Regions from separate parts of the Homo sapiens genome. Here region 2 is linked to region 1. A link is an interaction called in ENCODE POLR2A ChIA-PET data of the cell type or tissue named here. Cell type or tissue: PC-9. All regions are shown on one strand. Each heading gives the region's core, and the rest is flanking DNA. Links, peaks and the distances in the headings are about the cores only.

What was found. Peaks named below come from ENCODE experiments on the same cell type or tissue, not always from the same donor. Only the 100,000 strongest peaks of a DNase experiment are listed, where the experiment ranks them.
Region 2: POLR2A ChIA-PET joins it to region 1 with 5 read pairs; 2 of 35 experiments call an interaction of 5 or more read pairs at or near these places.

The regions. Positions count from the first base shown.
Region 1 is chr19:17,321,927-17,331,107 of GRCh38, reverse strand. ANO8 (anoctamin 8) reads left to right here. Exons shown (of 18, transcript NM_020959.3): 7 at 1-20; 8 at 119-280; 9 at 604-756; 10 at 857-983; 11 at 1,094-1,149; 12 at 1,277-1,351; 13 at 2,125-2,946; 14 at 3,228-3,419; 15 at 3,539-3,670; 16 at 3,763-3,873; 17 at 5,722-6,391; 18 at 7,224-7,885. The coding sequence ends at 7,591. It overlaps DDA1 (DET1 and DDB1 associated 1), which reads right to left. Exons shown (of 5, transcript NM_024050.6): 5 at 7,810-9,181. Among named protein-coding and RNA genes, the nearest start is that of ANO8, 8.3 kb to the left of the region's middle. RefSeq lists enhancers at 1,115-1,642, 1,643-2,170, 2,171-2,698, 2,699-3,227, 3,228-3,755 and 4 more and silencers at 2,148-2,307, 2,777-2,946. In PC-9, for the core only: CTCF peaks have their summits at 3,317 (motif pointing left) and 3,324 (motif pointing left); DNase peaks (open chromatin) are centred at 3,227 and 4,387; H3K4me3 peaks cover 2,634 bases; H3K27ac peaks cover 1,913 bases.
Region 2 is chr19:16,739,823-16,749,013 of GRCh38, reverse strand. It overlaps NWD1 (NACHT and WD repeat domain containing 1), which reads right to left. Exons shown (of 19, transcript NM_001007525.5): 5 at 4,296-4,593. Among named protein-coding and RNA genes, the nearest start is that of NWD1, 25 kb to the right of the region's middle. In PC-9, for the core only: no CTCF peak of the experiment used is centred there; no DNase peak of the experiment used is centred there.

The sequences.
Region 1 (9,181 bases), core at 1,307-6,306:
CATTCACAGAGGCTGATCAGGTACTGGGCAGGGACCCTGCAAGGTCTGGGGGATCCAGAGGCGCCCTCCTTTCTGGACTGGCACAAACAATGACTCAACTCTTCTCTGCCACTCACAGACAAGCCGGGATGTTTCCTGCGTGGTCTTTGCCCTCTTCAACGTGATCTGGTCGACGCTGTTCCTAGAGGAATGGAAGCGGAGAGGGGCTGAGCTGGCATATAAGTGGGGGACGCTGGACTCACCTGGGGAAGCCGTGGAGGAGCCACGCCCCCAGTTCAGGGTCAGTTGGGGGCTGAGTCCAGGGTCATGGAGACAGGACAAAGGTAAATGGTGGGGGGCACTGCAGGAGCAAAGGCAGAGAGGTGTGAAACAGGATTGTTTCATCAAAGAGGGTATGCCAAACCGAGGCGGGCTCTGTGTGCTCCCCAGGGGGAGAGGTGGAAGTTGGATTTGAGGGACTGGGAACAGTGCCCTAGGTGGGTGACCTGAGAGGGTCACCTCCGCATGATGGAGGGAAATTGAGTTCTGAGGATAGGGAGGGGTGCAGAAGGCAGAGGTGGCCCCTCTGAGCTCATGCTGGGCCCGGTCTTTGCCCACCATCAGGGCGTGCGACGTATCAGCCCCATCACGCGGGCCGAGGAGTTCTACTACCCGCCCTGGAAGCGGCTGCTCTTCCAGCTGCTTGTGAGCCTCCCCCTGTGCCTGGCGTGCCTCGTCTGTGTCTTCTTGCTCATGCTTGGCTGCTTCCAGCTGCAGGTGACCCCCCATACCCTCACCCGCCCTGTCCTTGGTACCTAGCTCCACCTTGGGCTGAGCCCTGCAGCTGGGATGAGCCCTGAACCCCCTTCTCCCGCAGGAGCTGGTGCTGAGCGTGAAGGGGTTGCCCCGTCTCGCCCGATTCCTGCCTAAGGTCATGCTGGCCCTGCTTGTCAGTGTGAGTGCCGAGGGCTACAAGAAGCTAGCCATCTGGCTCAATGACATGGGTACGACCTGCCAGGGGGTCTCTGGGAGGAAGGTCTCCACTGCCCCTTGGGATCCCTGCCACCCTTGGGGGGACCGCGGCTGCCCCCTCACTCCCCCCCTTGGCCCCTAGAAAATTACCGGCTGGAGAGCGCCTATGAGAAGCACCTCATCATCAAAGTTGTCCTGGTGAGTCACCACCATCGGACAGGCAGGGGGACAACGGGGAAGCTGTGCCGTCTGTATGGGGCACAAGGAAGGCTCCAAGGAGTCGGGTGGGGGTGCAGGATGACCACCGCCTGCCTCCTTCCTGCAGTTCCAGTTTGTCAACTCGTACCTGAGCCTCTTCTACATCGGTTTCTACCTCAAGGACATGGAGCGCTTGAAAGAGGTGAGACCCCCGCCCCAGCGGCAGTCCCCCCTGCCCCCATGGCGGCCAGCGAGGGGCCAGACCCGGCACAAGGGGTCCAAGGGCTCTCCAGCCCCTCCCTCCCCTCCTCCATCCTTCTCTCCTGTCTGTCCGTCCGTTGTCCGTCGTCTGTGCGTCCTCTCTCTGCCTGTCGTCCCCCCATCTGTCCGTCCATCTGTCCGTCGGTCCCTTCACAGCTCCTGCTCGTCCTGTCCCTGTCCCAGAGCCTCGAGCGGCAGCTGCAGGCGGTGCTGGTCCCGCTCGCGGCCCTGCGGTTCCGCCTGCTCCTCCTCTCCCTCCGGGGCCTCCTGCTCGCGGCCCGGGCCAAAGTACGGGCAGGTGGCGAGCCCGTGGGTCCTCGCCGGGGTGGGCAGCGTGGCTGTGCTGGGGGCCTGGCGCGCCGAGCTGAGGGCGCATGCGCGGAGGGAATCTGGGGTCGGGGGCGGCCAGCAAGCAGGTGCAGGCGGCTGGGGGCGCACGCGGCCCAGTGCACCGACAGAGCCCGCGGTGGGGTGGAGACGCGCTGGGCCTGCCCGTGAGGTGGGCGAGGAGCGCTGCGCGTGCCAGGCTGTATTTTGTGGCTGAGCGCTGGGGGCCTCGCGTCGAGGCGCGTCCAAAGCAGCGGAGTTAGGAACCGGATTCGGCGTGTGTCTGGGCACGGTGCTCCGGCGGGGCGCCCAGGGAGGGTGAGTCCCCCGATCCCGGCGCCCCGCTTGCCCCCCACGCGCCTCTCTCCTTCCCCTTCCTGCCCCCAGATGCTGGCCACGCTGCTGATCACCCGCCAGTTCCTCCAGAACGTGCGCGAGGTCCTGCAGCCGCACCTGTACCGGCGCCTGGGCCGCGGCGAGCTGGGCCTGCGGGCCGTCTGGGAGCTGGCCCGAGCCCTGCTTGGCCTCCTGAGCCTCCGGCGCCCTGCGCCCCGCCGCCTCGAACCCCAGGCGGATGAGGGCGGGGGCGGCGGCAGCGGGGGCGGGGGCCGCAGGTGCCTCAGCGGGGGCTGCGGGGCGCCGGAGGAGGAGGAGGAGGCGGCGCTGGTGGAGCGGCGGCGGGCGGGGGAAGGCGGGGAGGAGGGGGACGGGCCTCCAGGGGGCAAGGAGGAGGACGAGGACGACGAGGAGGAGGAGGACGAGGAGGAAGAGGAGGACGAGGAGGAGGGCGAGGAAGGGGGCCTCCTGGACTGCGGGCTCCGGCTGAAGAAGGTCAGCTTCGCTGAGCGCGGCGCGGGGCGGCGTCGGCCCGGCCCAAGCCCGGAGGCCCTCCTGGAGGAAGGGAGCCCCACTATGGTGGAGAAGGGGCTGGAGCCGGGAGTGTTCACCCTGGCCGAGGAGGACGACGAGGCGGAGGGGGCTCCCGGCAGCCCTGAACGGGAGCCCCCGGCCATCTTGTTCCGCCGGGCCGGGGGCGAGGGCCGAGACCAGGGGCCCGACGGGGGCCCGGACCCGGAACCCGGCTCCAACAGCGATTCGACCCGTAGGCAGAGACGGCAGAACCGGTCGTCTTGGATTGACCCGCCGGAGGAGGAACACTCGCCCCAGCTCACCCAGGCAGAGCTGGAGAGCTGTATGAAGAAGTACGAGGTGAGGAGGGGGCGGGGCCTCGCAGGGGGCGGGGCCTCGCCGGGGACGGGACACACCGTCCGAGGGTGAAGGCCGTGGGGGTGGGAGTGGTGATAACAGGGCCATTGATGTTGGGATGCTGCAGGAGAGGAAGGCCTAGCCAGATACAGGAAGCCTCTGGGCTGGCTGAGGATGGGGACAGGCCCTGGGTCCACATGGGATAATCTGAGGGAGGCGGGCTCAATGGGAGAAAGATTGTCCCAGGGAAGAGGCTTCCAGGTCTGAGGCCCGCCCACTCGCAGGACACGTTCCAGGACTACCAGGAGATGTTCGTGCAGTTCGGCTACGTTGTGCTCTTCTCGTCCGCCTTCCCCCTGGCGGCGCTGTGCGCCCTGGTCAACAACCTCATTGAGATCCGCAGCGACGCCTTCAAGCTGTGCACCGGGCTGCAGCGGCCCTTCGGCCAGCGCGTGGAAAGCATCGGCCAGTGGCAGGTGGGGGGAAGCCAAGAGATCCGAGCTGAGGCCCAGAGGGAGCCCAGGTGCAGCTGGGAGGAGCCTGGGGTCTGGGGAGGCCGGCTGGACCCCGCCTGAGCCCTCCTGCCGCCCTGCAGAAGGTGATGGAGGCCATGGGTGTCCTAGCGATTGTGGTCAACTGCTACTTAATCGGCCAGTGCGGGCAGCTGCAGCGCCTCTTCCCCTGGCTGAGCCCGGAGGCAGCCATCGTGTCGGTGGTAGTGCTCGAGGTGGGGCCGGCGACAGGGGCGGGGGCAGCTGGGAGGCGAGAGGGCGGCCCCAGCGTCTGCAGCCTGCAGCCTCCTCTCTGCCACCCCTGCAGCACTTCGCTCTGCTCCTCAAGTACCTCATCCACGTGGCCATCCCCGATATCCCGGGCTGGGTGGCCGAGGAAATGGCCAAGCTGGAGTACCAGCGCCGCGAGGCCTTTAAGGTAGGGGGGCCAGGCTGGGCTCGGTTTTCTCATTGGTGGGGCTGCTGGTGGATCTCTGATCTTGGTGGCCAATTCCTTAGCGTAAGGGCAAATGCAGAGACTGCACAGAGCTGGGTATAATAATTAGTGCTCCCTGGCTGGGTGCAGTGGCTCACTCCTATGATCCCAGCGCTTTGGGAGGCCAAAGTGGGAGGATCGCTTGAGCCCAGGAGTTTGAGGCTGCAGCTAGCTATGATTGCGCCACTGCACTCCAGCCTGGGTGATGGAGCAAGACCCTGTCTCTAAAAAGAGTAATAATAAGCAATAATAACTAGTGTTCACAACGGGTCCAGTCGCTTCTGGAATCCTGGCAGCATCCAGCACGAGGCTGGCCCTTCAGAACCTTCAGCCATCCACCAGCTTGCCCGATTGCATCCTGTTAGGGGGCCAGGGACACAGCGGAGGCTTCCTAGAAGCGCAGCTTCTTCCGCATTCCTCAGAAAGCTACAGAATGGGCCAAGGAGCTCCCCAGTGCCTGCACAGGGAACATTCCTCGAGGATGACAATGTCCTTTGTCTGCACTGTCCCTGCAGCCTTTAGCTACAGGTGATAAGTGAGCACGTTGAAGTGCAGCTGCTGCGACCGAGAAACTGAATTTTTATTTTATTGAACAGAGCCTCGCGTGGCTACCTGGGTATAGTCTGCTGCAGCCATAGTCCTTTTTGTTTTTGTTTTTGTTTTTTCTTTGAGACAGAATCTCTCTCACTCTGTCATCCAGGCTGGAGTGCATGGAGTGCAGTGGCACAATCTCGGCTCACCGCAATCTCCACCTCCCAGGTTTAAGCAATTCTCATGCCTCCCAAATAGCTGGGATTACAGGCATGTCCCACCACGCCTGGCTAATTTTTCTATTTTTAATAGAGATGGGGTTTCACCATGTTGGCCAGGCTGGTCTCCAACTCCTAACCTCAAGCAATCTGCCCACCTCCCAAAGTGCTGGGATTATAGGCGTGAGCCACCGTACCCAGCCTGCAGCCACGGTTCTGTCTCTTGCCTGTTCTCTGGGAAGCAGGGGATCGGTTGAGGCTCAGGATTGGTTTCCACTTTACCAATTCCTAAGACGCTGTCTGGCACACAGCCGGGGACAGAGTTGATGGCCAGTGAATGTTTGTTTTCTTTTCAATTCCCAGAAAGTACCGGCGTGGGTCCAGGGATTCATTCAGTTGCACCCAATAAGCCTCGGAATCTCTCTCCAGTTCCCCAGAGAACCTCAGTGTGGGCCCAGAGATGAAGCTGGCGCCCAATACGCTTTTTTTCTTTTTCTCTTTTTTGAGACAGTCTCGCTTTGTCCCCAGGCTGGAGTGCAATGGCACAATCTCAGCTCACTGCAACCTCCGTCTCCCGGGTTCAAGCGATTCTCCTGCCTCAGCCTTCCGAGTAGCTGGAATTACAGGCGTGTGCCACCATGCTCAGCTAATTTTTATATTTTTGGTAGAGACAGGGTTTTGCCATTTTGTCCAGGCTGGTCTCGAACTCCTGGCCTCAAGTGATCCTCCCATCTCAGCCTCCCAAAGTGCTGGGATTACAGGCGCAAGCCACTGCGCCCAGCCCCAATAAGCATTTAAGCCTCCCTCATTTCCACAGAGAGGCTGATCATGTATCTGGGAATGCCGTTTGCACCCAATAAGTGATTGGCTCTCTCCCACTTCTGCAGGGAGCCCCCATTGTGGGTGCAGGGATACAGTTGGAGCCTAATAAGCATTTAAGTCTCCCCCACTTTTGCAGAGAGCCCTGGCATGCACCAGCCTCAGCTGGCACCCGCTAACACCCTTTCTTCTTAGTCCTGTAACGGCTTGGCTCTACCTGCAGAGACACGAGCGCCAGGCCCAGCATCGCTACCAGCAGCAGCAGCGCAGGCGGCGGGAGGAGGAGGAGCGACAGCGCCATGCAGAGCACCATGCCCGGCGGGAGCATGATTCTGGTGGCCGAGAGGAGGCGAGGGCCGAGGGCTCTGGGCTGGACCCTGCCACCTCCTCCGAGAAGGCCTCTGCCAAGGCCAAGGGCAGCACTGCGGGTGGCCACGGGCCTGAACGGCCCAAGCGCCCAGGGTCCCTGCTGGCACCCAACAACGTCATGAAGTTGAAGCAGATCATCCCACTGCAGGGCAAATTCCTCTCGTCAGGGGCCACATCCTCACTGGCTGCTGCAGGGGCCGGAGCCACCACCCGGCCTCCCCCTGCCCAGTCACCCACAGGCAGCGACACCCGCCTGCCTGCCTTCCTCAGCTTCAAGTTCCTCAAGTCACCCGAGACCCGGCGGGACTCTGAGCGCAGCCACTCACCGCCCAAAGCCTTCCATGCTGGCAAGCTCTTCCCCTTTGGTGGCACCCGGGCTGAGCCTGGGTCCAACGGGGCGGGCGGGCAGGCCCGGCCAGATGGGACCCCCAGCAGTGGCAGCAGCCGGGTTCAGAGGAGTGGGCCGGTGGACGAGGCCCTGGCTGAGGAGCTGGAAGCCCCCCGGCCCGAAGAGGAAGGCTCAGGTCACAAGCTTTAACTCGGGGGTGGGGACGCCGGGCCGGCTTTGGGGATAGGGTAGGGTGGCCAGGCCTGGGGAGAGGGGCTGAAGGGGACAGGGGAAGCCCGGTCTTAGGTCCTGGTGGGGACCTGGGTCAGTGGTACGTGGAGCCTCTCAGTTAAAGCCTGCTTAGTATCTCCAGGGCCTTTGTTAGCCTGGAGCCCCGTGCCTGACCCTCCCCAGGGAGGGATGCCAAAGCCCCTTGTCCCAGGACTGCACCCAGGGACCCCCACCATGCTCCGGTGCCAGGAGAGATGAGGGAGGCCTGTTTCCCAACCAGCCCACCCTTCTCCTGCTCCAGCTCACTCTTGGGGGGGACTTGACCCCCCAGGCCTCTATGCAAATCCACACCCTGCAGCCCAGCTGTTCAGGAAGGCCTTCCTCGAGGTGGGGCTGGGGCTGCCCACCCAGGGAGCTCCCACATGTGCTGAGCAGAGGTGCAGGCCTCACCCCTACCCTCCCACCCCCACCACCTCCCCTGCCCCAATCCCAGCCTGGGCTCCAGCAACCCCATTCCCAGGGAGCCCAACAGGTGGCAGCTGCAGCACAAGGGCCATAGGTCAGAAGCCAGAGGGACTTCCTCAAACTGTCCTCCCCCTGTGACCGGCAGGGCCGTGCCCAGAGGCAGGGTATGCACCGGAAGCCGCCCAGGGGGCCGCCCCACCTCAGTCTCTGATCAGAAGCAATAAGGCCTTTATGTGCCTGGATGCCCGGGAGGGAGCGCGGGCAGGGTTGCCAGCCCGGCGGGGTCCGGCGGGGGCGGCATCCCCCCGGAACGGCCCCTCTCGCCTCCGCAGGGACAGCGCTGGCCCCCGTGGGCGCCCCTGCCCTCCGCACCCGCCGCAGCCGGAGCCCCGCGCCGCCGCCGCCAATGCCGCTGCCCCGGCCCCCGACACCGCCCGCAGGCTGCTGGCAGTGGGACGGGCCCTGGGGCTGCGGGGGCGAGGGTGCCGCCCCCCGCCAGGCCCTGGCCGCTGCCGAGTGCCCACCCTGTGCCATGGCCGGGCCCCCACCCGCCCCCCAGCCCCTGCCGGGAGACGCCAGCTTTTACAGCCTCCCGCCCCCACCGCTACCGCCCACCTCGGATCCCCTCGAGACCCCAGCGCCCTCCCCTAGCCCCAGCCCCAGCCCCCAGGCCGTGTGCTGGCCCAGCGGCTGGCATTAGCTCTACCCGCCCTGCCTTCTCTTCTCATATGCAATATCAGTCATTCACAGGGGCGGCCGGTCTCCAAAATGCAAAATGCGCTTCAGCCCCCGAGGGCCCCCAGTATTGGTCGGTGCCCCCCATCTGCCGTTTTCCTTTCCAAACGAAAGGAAACCCACAAATCCAACAGAAAACACACACACACACACACACACACACACACACAGAACAGGCGATTATTTATTTGTTTTTAATTTATTTTGTCATATTTTTGTAAAACGGCAGAAATGCAATAAAAACTATATTTCAACAGTGCCCGAGGTCAGAGCAGTGGAAAAGGGAGTGGGGGTGGGGGAGTCTGGGTGGCTGGGGCCTAGGTTGGGAACCCCCTCCCCCCATCCTGGTACAGGCTGGCTTGACCCATGAGGGCCTCCTCCCAAAAACTGGGTCTTGGCCACAGATGGAAAACTCCAGGCTGCGCCGCCTCTGAGACGGCCCAGATTTGGAGGCCAACTTCAGCCCTGGCTTCAGCCACTAGACAAAGGAAGGAATCTCTAAGTGCTGAAAAGAGGCGACAATGTGTGCACAGGCCCCAGTCCTGAGTAAGACTCCTTCTCAAAGAGGACAGCGCGGTGGTTTGCAAGACGTGGCCCCTTCTGGCACACCCGCCTCCTGGAACATCGTCTGGGGAGCCAGAGACAGTGGGAAGAGCTTGTGGCATGAACATCAGAAGGCACCTGGCACCTGAGCCTCCTGCAGTCCCCGACTTGTGATACTGAGAGAATGGCACATTTGGGTGTCCCCAGGACACGGGGTGGCATTGGGATGCAGCAGGGATGTCCCACTGTGGGACAGACATCAGACCCAAGTCACTGGGACTCTGTCGTATGACTCAGGAACAGGAACGTGGCCTCTCAGACCCTCACATTTTTCAGGAAGAGGACAAATGTGTCCACATCCAAAGGCTTAAGGCTCAGAGACCAACATGGCCATGCTGCAGGGCTGGGCCAGTGTGAGCAAGGGGCCCTTTGGGAGGCTGTGGAGAAGTCAGAGTTCACTGGAGGCAGGAGAACAGCCTGTGCAAAGGCGGAGAAGGTGGAAGGCAGTTTGGGGGAACAGTGGGGTAAAGGGGACCCCAAAGGCAGGAGGGGTAGACAGAGGCCGGCTCAGGGGCCCAGCGTCCTCCCACAGGCAGTGGGAGCTACACAGGGTGTGTGTGCCAGGTGGGGCATGTCCCGACAGACCCAGGGGTTCTAGGGGGAGGCCACAGGGAGGCAAGCTGGGGCACAGCCCTCAGACCCCAAAGGAGGGAGCTGAGGTAGGGGAGGGGAAGGAGGTGCCCGCCCAGCAGCCCTGCAGAGCGACGGGCAGACAGCACAGGCAGGAGACAGCCCCCAGCCACTCAAAGCAGAAACTGGGAGCCAGAGAGGTCTAGACAGGCCGAGGGGAAAGGCGGGAGTGCCCCCTGCTCCCACTCTGGCCCCTGGCCTTGGAAGCTGAAGTCCCACCATCTCAGTCATTCACAGATGGACACCGCAGGCCTGCCCAGGTCACACCAACCCTGGGGACTGGGACTCCCCAGCTGGCCTGGGAGCCTCCAGGGCATTCAGC
Region 2 (9,191 bases), core at 1,314-6,313, 580 kb after region 1:
GAGTCTGACCTGGGGGTCTCGAAAAGACCCACATGGCTGGACCCCACCTCCAGAAGTGATTCAGCAGATCTGAGTGGGGCCCCGGAGTTTGCATTTGCAACAAGCCAAGGCTTGCTGGTCCAGGGACTGCACCCAGAGTTACACTAGTTAAGCCATTACTCTTATTCTTCTTCTTATTATTATTATTATTGAGACAGGGTCTCACTCTGTCACCCAGGCTGGAGTGGAGTGGCGCGATCTTAGCTCACTGCAACCTCCGCCTCCTAGGCTCAAGCGATCCTTCCACCTCAGCCTCCCGAGTAGCTGGGATTACAGGCATGCACTAGCACGCCTGGCTAATTTTTGTATTTTTTGTAGAGATGGGGTCTTACTATGTTGCCCAAGCTGGTCTCCAACTACTGAGCTCAAGCAATTCAACCTCGGCCTCCCAAAGTGCTGGGATTACAGGCGTGAGCCACTGCGCCCGGCCTGATTTAGCCATTATTAATCAAAGACCCCTCAGGGTAGGCAACACAGAGGTCCCATGTGAGGAGCAGTCACACTGTAAAACAATGCTGTCATCCTCAAAAAGTGAAACATGGAGTTACTATCACGCCCAGCAATTCCACTCCCAGGTATCTGCTGAAAATACCTGAAAACAGAGACTCCAACAAATATTAATACACCCTAGCTTGTAACAGCACCATTCACAATAGCCAAAAGACAGAAACAATCCAAACATCCATCAACGGGCTGGACATGGGGTCTCATGCCTGTAATCCCAGCACTTTGGGAGGCCAAGGTGGGCAGATCACCTGAAGTCAGGAGTTTGAGACCAGCCTGGCCAACATGGTGAAACCTTGTCACTACTAAAAATACAAAAATTAGCCCAGCGTGATGCCGCACGCCTGTAATCCCAACTACTCAAGAGGCTAAGACAGGAGAATCACTTGAACCCGGGAGGCAAAGGTTGCAGTGAGCCAAGATCATGTCACTGCACTTCAGCCTGTGCAACAGAGCGAGACTCCATCTCAAAAACAAAACAAATCAAAACAAACATCCATCAACAGATGAATGGATAAACAAAATATGGTCCTTCCACACAATGGGATACTATTCGGCCATTGAAATGGATGAAGTACTCACAGGTGTTAAAATGTGGATGAACCTCAAAAATATGATGCCAAGTGAGAGAAGCCAGACACAAAAGGCCATGTAGTGTGAGATTCCATTGACATGAAATGTCCAGAACAGGCAAATTAATAGAGACAGAAAGCAGATTGATGGTTGCCTGCGCTGGGAGAGGGGAGATGGGGAGTGTTTAATGGGTAGAGCTTCTTTTGAGGTGATGAAAATGTCTTGGAGGGCCAGGTGTAGTTCATGCCTGTAATCTCAGCACTTTGGGAGGCAGAGGCTGGACGATCACTTGAGCTCAGGAGTTCGAGACCAGCCTGTGCAAAACGGCAAAACCCCGTCTCTACAAAAAATAAGTTAGCCACCTGTGATGGCGTGTGACTGCGGTCCCAGCTACTGGGAAGGCTGAGGTGGGAGGATTGCTTGACCCCAGGAGCTGGAGGCCACACTGAGCCGTGATCGTGCCACTGCACTCCAGCCTGGGCAACAGAGTAAGACCTTGTCTCAAAAAAAATTAAATAAATAAATAAATAAATAAATAAATAAATAAATAAAAAGAAAATGTCAGCCAGGCGCGGGTGCTCATACCTGTAATCCCAGCACTTTGGGAGGCCAAGGCGGGCCGATCAAGAGGTCAGGAGTTCGAGACCAGCCTGAGCAACATGGGGAAACCCCGTCTCTACTAAAAATACAAAAATTAGCCAGGCGAGGTGGCGCATGCCTGTAATCCCAGCAACTTAGGAGGCTGAGGCAGGAGAATTGCTTGAACCTGGGAAGCAGAGGTTGGAGTGAGCTGAGATCGCACCACTACACTCCAGCCTGGACAATAGAGCAAGACTCCATCTCAAAAAAAAAAAAAAAGAAAGAAAAAGAAAATATCTTGGAACTAGACAGAGGTGGAAGTTACATGACACAGTGTTGGCCATTGAAGAACATGGGCTTGAACTACACAGGTCAAGTTTCTTCTGCCTCTGCCACCCCTGAGACAGCAAGACCAACCCCTCCTCTTCCTACTCAAGGTGAAGATGATGAGGATGAAGACCTTTGTGACTGATGATCCACTTATGTTTAATCAACAGCAAACATATTTTCTCTTCCTTGTGATTTTTGTAATAACATTTTCTTTTCTCTAGCTTACTTGATTGTAAGAAAACAGGATATGATAGATAGAACATGCAAAATATGTGTTCATCGACTGTTTTTTTTTGTTGTTTTTTGTTTTTTGTTTTTAGACAGAGTCTTGCTCTGCTGCCAGGCTGGAGTGCAGTGGTGCGATCTCAGCTCACTACAACCGCTGCCTCCCGGGTTCAAGTGATTCTCCTGCCTCAGCCTCCCGAGTAGCTGGGACTACAGGTGTGCACCACCATGCCCAGCTAATTTTTGTAATTTTAGTAGAGACAGAGTTTCACTATTTTGGCCAGGCTGGTCTTGAACTCCTGACCTCGTGATCCGTCTGCCTCAGCCTTCCAAAGTGCTGGGATTACAGGCATGAGCCACCGCACCCGGCCAACTGTTTATGTTGTTTCTTTGTTTGTTTGTTTGATACGGGGTCTCACTCTGTCACCCAGACTGAAGTACAGTGGTACAATCTTGGTTCACTGCAATCTCCGCCTCCTAGGCTGACGCAATCCTCCCACGTCACTCTCCTGAGTAGCTGAGACTACAGGTGTGCACCACCACACCCAACTAATTTTAATTTTTTTTTTTTAAATAAAGGTGAGGTTTTGCCATGTTGCCCAGACTGGTCTCCAACTCGGGGCTCAAGTAATCCACCCACCTCAGACTCCCAAAGTGCTGGGATTACAGGCATGAGCCACCACACCTGGTCAACAATTTATGTGATTGGTGGGCTATTAGTAGTTACGTTTTGGGGGAGTCAAAAGTTATACACAGATTTTCGACTGTGCAAGGAGTTAGAGTCCCTAAACACTATGTTGTTCAAGGGTAGACTGTATTTTATTTAATTAATTAATTTATTTATTTAGAGACAGGGTCTCACTCTGTCACCCATGCTGGAGTGCAGTGGCAAGATCATAGCTCAATGCAGCCTCCAACTCCCGGGCTCCAGCGATCCTCTCATCTCAGCCTCCTGAGTAGCTGGGGCTACAGGCATGCACCACTATACCTAGCTAATTTTGTTTTTGTTTTTGTTTTTGTTTTTTGAGACAGGTCTCTCTCTGTAACCCCGGCTGGAGTGCAGTGGCATGATCTTGGCTTACCACAGCCTCTGCCTCCTGGGCTCAAGCAATCCTCCTGCCTCAGCCTCCTGAGTGGCTGGGACTACAGGCATGCACTACCACATTTGGCAAATTTTTAAAAGTTTTTTTTTTTTTTTGTAGAGATGAGGTGTCACTATATTGCCCAGGCTGGTCTCGAACTCCTGAACTCAAGTGATTCTCCTGCCTCGGCCTTCCAAAATTCTGGGATTACAGGTAGGCACTACTGGGCTCAGCCTGTCAGATTTTAGTAATACAAATCCTGCATCCTAGGAACCCCTCCGTCCCAGGCAAACTGGGATGGTAGTCGCCCTGCATTGCTCCCCCTGATATGGTTTGGCTGTGTCTTCACCCAAATCTCATCTTGAATTGTAGCTCCCATAATTCACACGTGCTGTGGGAGGGACCTGGTGGGAGATAATTGAATCATGGGGGATAGTTTCCCCCATACTGTTCTCGTGGTAGTGAATAAGTCTCACAAGATCTGATGGTTTTATAAGGAATTTCCCCTTTCGCTTGGCTCTCACTCTGTCTTACCTGCCACCATGTAAGATGTGCCTCTTTGCTTCTCCTTTGCCTTCAGCCATGATTGTGAGGCCTCCCCAGCCATGTGGAATTGTGAGTCCATTAAACCTCTTTCCTTTGTAAATTACCCAGCCTCAAGTATGCCTTTATTAGTGGCATGAGAACAGACTAATACGGCCCCTGTGCCAGGAACCTCCCTGGGAGACAAGAAGAAAGAGCCAGCGAGGAGAGGAAGATCCTGAGACCAAGATTGATCAGGAACATGGCTGAACTATCTTGGATCAGTAAAACAGCCTTTCTCAGAGCCGAGGGACCAGAGGTTGACTGGTTTGGCATTTGCAAGAAATGCAGACTGTTGCATTTTTGCCAACAGGGGATGGATATTCTGAACACGTGGTCAGTTTCTTGTGGGTCTCCAGAGGGGAGTCCCTGCGGCCTCACCTGACCGGTGGTAGTGCTGCCACTGCTCCTGGGTGATGAGCCCCAGCCTCCGGGCCTCCTGGGCTCCAGAGCGTAGGACAGAAGTTAAGGTGGCCTCCTCTGGTTCACAGGCCTCCCCAGTACCTGGTGCCTGCAGGACGTAGGTGGGAGGAAACGCATTCTCGTCCCTCTGGAAGTATCGTGCCACCAGCTCCAGGTCACTTGGCCTGGCAGTCAGATGGTCCCTCAATACCTCCCACTCCTTCTCATCGATCCGCGAGGGAATCAGACAGGGGCCGTACTGATCACCGATGAGGGCCTGGCAGAGAGGAAGTCACAGATTCAAATCTCACTTTTTTTCTTCAGACAAGGTCTTGCTCTGTCGCCCAGGCTGGAGTGCGGTGGTACAACCATGGCTCACTGCAGCCTCAACCTCCTGGGTTTAAGTGATCCTCCCACTTGGACCACAATCACATGCCACCATACCCAGCTAATTTTTAAGTTTTTATTTTCGGTACAGATAGGGTCTCACTACATTACCCGGGCTGGTATTGAACTCCTGTACTCAAGGGATCCTCTCATCTCAGCCTCACAAAGTGCTGGGATTACTGTCGTGAGCCACTGTCCCCAGCCACAATTTACTATTCTTTCTCCAATTCAATATATAAGTAAATGACTCTAGCTGCTTTTGTGGGTCCTTATTTCCTTATGAGGGTTCTTATGCCATGTAAAACACTTGTATTAATAAATGTATATCGGCCAGGCGCGGTGGCTCACACCTGTAATCCCAGCACTTTGGGAGGCCAAGGCGGGTGGATTACCTGAGGTCAGGAGTTCAAGACTGGCCTGGCCAACATAGTGAAATCCCATATCTACTAAAAATATAAAAATTAGCTGGGCGTAGTGGTAGGTGCCTGTAATCCCAGCTACTTGGGAGGCTGAGGCAGGAGAATTGCTTGAACCCGGGAGAGGGAGGTTTCAGTGAACCGACATGGTGCCACCGCAGTCCAGCCTGGGCAACAGAGTAAGACTCTGTCTCAAAATAAATAAATAAATAAACAAACTAATAAATAAATAAATAAATATGTATGGTTTCTTTTCCTGTTAATCAATTTTATGTCAATTCAATTCTTCAATCCAACCAGCACTCTGAGAAGATGGAGGTGAAGTTGACCGCCCTTATAGCCTGGAGCCACCAGAAGTCACGAGGGTCAATAAAGAATTGTCCCCTAGGCTAGGCATGGTGGCTCACGCCTGTAATCCCAACACTTTGGGAGGCCAAGGCAGGAGGATCTCTTGAGCCCAGGAGTTAGAGACTAGCTGGGCAACATAGTGAGACCCCATATCTATAAAAATTAAAAATTATCAGGGTGTGGGGGTGTGCATCTGTAGTCTCAGGTACTCAGGAGGCTGAGGCTGGAGGACCGCTTGAGCTCAGGAGTTCGAGGCTGCAGTGAGCTGTGATCGCACCACTGCACTCCAGCCTGGGGGACAGAGTGAGACCCTGTCTCTAAAGAAACAAATAATGGGGCCAGGCAAGGTGGCTCACGCCTGTAATCTCAACACTTTGGAAGGCTGAGGTGGGCAGATCATTTGAGGTCAAGAGGAGTTCGAGACCAGTCTGGCCAACATGGTGAAACCCCTACTAAAAATACAAAAATTAGCCAGGCATGGTGGCGTGCAGGTGTAATCCCAGCTACTAGGGAGGCTGAGGCAGGAGACTTGCTTGAAGCCGGGAGGCGAAGGTTGCAGTGAGCCAAGATGGCACCACTACACTCCAGCCTGGGCGACAGAGCAAGACTCTGTCTCAAATAAAATAATAATAATAATAATAATAATAATAATAATAATAATAATAGGCAACATAGTGAGACCCTGTCTCTACAAAAAATTTTTTTAAAAATAGCCAGGCATGGTGGCACATGCCTGTAGTCCCAGCTGCTCGGGAGCCTGAGGCAAGAGAATCGCTTGAACCCTGGAGGCGGAGGTTGTGGTGAGCCGAGATTGCGCCATTGCACTCCAGCCTGGGCAACAAGAGCGAAACTCCGTCTCAAAATATATATACAATTTATCTCGATAATTAAGATTTAAATTAAATCTTGTGGTGGTTCTCCATTCTAGTTCTGGTCCTTCCAGGGAGAATCAGAGGTGAAGCAGGGCTAAGAGGACCCTAAGTCCAGCTCTCCCCTTTTATTATCATGGAAACAGGGGCCTGGGGATGGAACAGAGTTAGTCCAAGGTCACAGGATGGCTTAAGGGCTGACCACGGAGAAAGGGAGAGATCAGAGCTCAGTATGAAAGCGCCACATTCTGAGTACAGTCAGCCCACAGATATTTATTTATTTATTATTTATTTTATTTTTTTGAGATGGAATCTCCCTCTGTCGCCCAGGCTGGAGTGCAGTGGCACAATCTCAGATCACTGCAACCTCTGCCTCCTGAGTTCAAGTGATTCTCCGGCCTCAGCCTCCTGAGTAGCTGGGATTACAGGCGTGAGCCACCACGCCTGGCTAATTTTTATATTTTTAGTAGAGACAGGGTTTCGCCATGTTGGCCAGGCTGGTCTCGAATTCTTGATCTCAGGTGATCCGCCTGCTTCAGCCTCCCAAAGTGTTGGGATTACAGGCATGAGCCACTGCGCCTGGCCTATTTACTTTTTTTGAGACACAGTTTCACTCTGTCACCCAGGCTGGCGTGCAGTGGTACAATCTCAGCTCACTGCAACCTCTACCTCCCCAGTAGCTGGGACTACAGGCGCCCACCACCACACCCGGCTAATTTTTGTATTTTTAGTAGAGACTGGGTTTCACCATGTTGGCCAGACTGGTCTCAAACTCCTGACCTCAAATAATCTGCCCACCTCAGCCTCCCAACGTTCTGGGATTACAGGCAGGAGCCACCGGGCCCAGCCAACCTTGGAGTCTTAGCCAAAGAGGCAGGCATCAATCTAGAATCAGACCAAGGTCAAATGGCAGCTGTTAGAGTGCTAGGAAGAAAGGGTAAAACATGGGTCGTACGTAGCCTGGGGAGTCAGGGAAATTCACCTGAGCTGCAGAATAAGACATGAAAAGAGCCAGGCATGGTAGCTCATGCCTGTAATCCCAGCACTTTGGGAGGCCGAGGCAGGTGGATCACCTGAGGTCAGGAGTTCGAGACCAGCCTGGCCAACATAGCGAAACCCCATATCTATTAAAAATATAAAAATAATTAGCCGGGCATGGTGGTAGGTGCCTGTAATCCCAGCTACTTGGGAGGCTGAGGAAGGAGAATTGCTTGAACCCAGGAGAGGGAGGTTTCAGTGAACCGACATGGTGCCACTGCACTCCAGCCTGGGCGACAGAGTAAGACTGTCTCAAAAAAAAAAAAAAAAACACAAAAACAAAACAAAACAAAAAAACCAAAAACATGAAAAGGAGTTTATTAGGCAGAGTATCTTGCAGGCAGGGGGAGCAGCATGTGCAAAGGCCCTGTGGCAGGAAGAAGCATGGCTGCTGTAGGAAGGGCACAGCGACTAAGGCACTGGCAAGAAGAGGGACAGCGAAGGGGGATAAGGCTGTCCCCTCCCCCTTTTCTTTTCTTGAGTCAGAGTTTCACTCTTGTTACCCAGGCTGGAGTGTAATAGTGCAATCTTGGCTCACTGCAACCTCTGCCTCCCAGATTCAAGTGATTCTCCTGCCTCAGCCTCCCAAGTAGCTGGGATTATAGGCACCCACGACCACAGCTGGCTAATTTTTTGTATTTTTAGTAGAGACAGGGTTTCGCCATGTTGGCCAGGCTGGTCTTGAATTCCTGACCTCAAGTGATCCGCCTGCCTCGGCCTCTCAAAGTGCTTGGATTACAGGCGTAAGCCACTGCACCCGGCCCCCCTGCACAAGATTCTGTAGGGCATGGGAGGCCATAAAATTTTGGTCTTAATGCCAGAACCACACTTGGAGTAGGTGCAAACCGGAATCCAAAAGAGTTAACCTGGGCCAGTGCGGTGGCTCACACCTGTAATCCCAGCACTTTGGGAGAATAGGGTGGGCAGATCACTTGAGCTTAGGAGTTAGCCTGGGTAACGGAGCAACTCCATCTCAAAAAAAAAAAAAAAAAAAAAATAGAAGTCTGGGCGCAGTGGCTCACGCCTGTAATCCCAGCACTTTTGGAGGCCGAGGTGGGTGGATCACCTGAGGTCAGGAGTTCAAGAGCAGCCTGGCCAACATGGCGAAACCCTGTCTCTACTAAAAATATAAAAAAATTAGCCAGGTGTGGTAGTGGGCACCTGTAATCCCAGCTACTCAGGAGGCTGAGGCAGGAGAATTGCTTGAACCCAGGAGATGGAGGTTGCAGTGAGCCAACATGTTCCCACTGCACCCCAGCCTGGGTGACAGAGTGAGACTCCATCTCAAAATAATAATAATAATAATTTCTTTTCTATTCTTTTTTCTTCTTTTTTTCTTAAGAGACAGACTCTTCCTCTGGCACCCAGGCCAGAGTGCCACGGTACAATCATAGTTCACTGCCACCTCAGACTTCTGGGCTCAAGGGATTTTCCCATCTCAGCCTCCGGAGCAGCTAGGACTACAAGCATGAGCCACCACCCCAGCTAACTGTTCTTTTTTTTTTTTTAGAGATGGGGCCTTGTTACGTTGCCCAGGCTGGTCTTGAACTCCTGGGATCACACGATCCTCCGGCTTTAGCCTCTCAAAGCGCTGGGATTACAAGTGTGATCCAAGGTGGCCAGCCTCATCTCTTTATAACTAGTCAGTTTCAGGGATTCTGTTATAAGCAACAGAAAATAGACTAAGACACAAGCCAACCACAGACCAGAGGTTATATGAAGGAAACAGGTGGTAAAAAACAAAACAAAACAAACTGCTCCAATCTGTGGGATCAGAGCAAGGGAAATAGGAACAGTTCCCACCAGGAACAACTCTC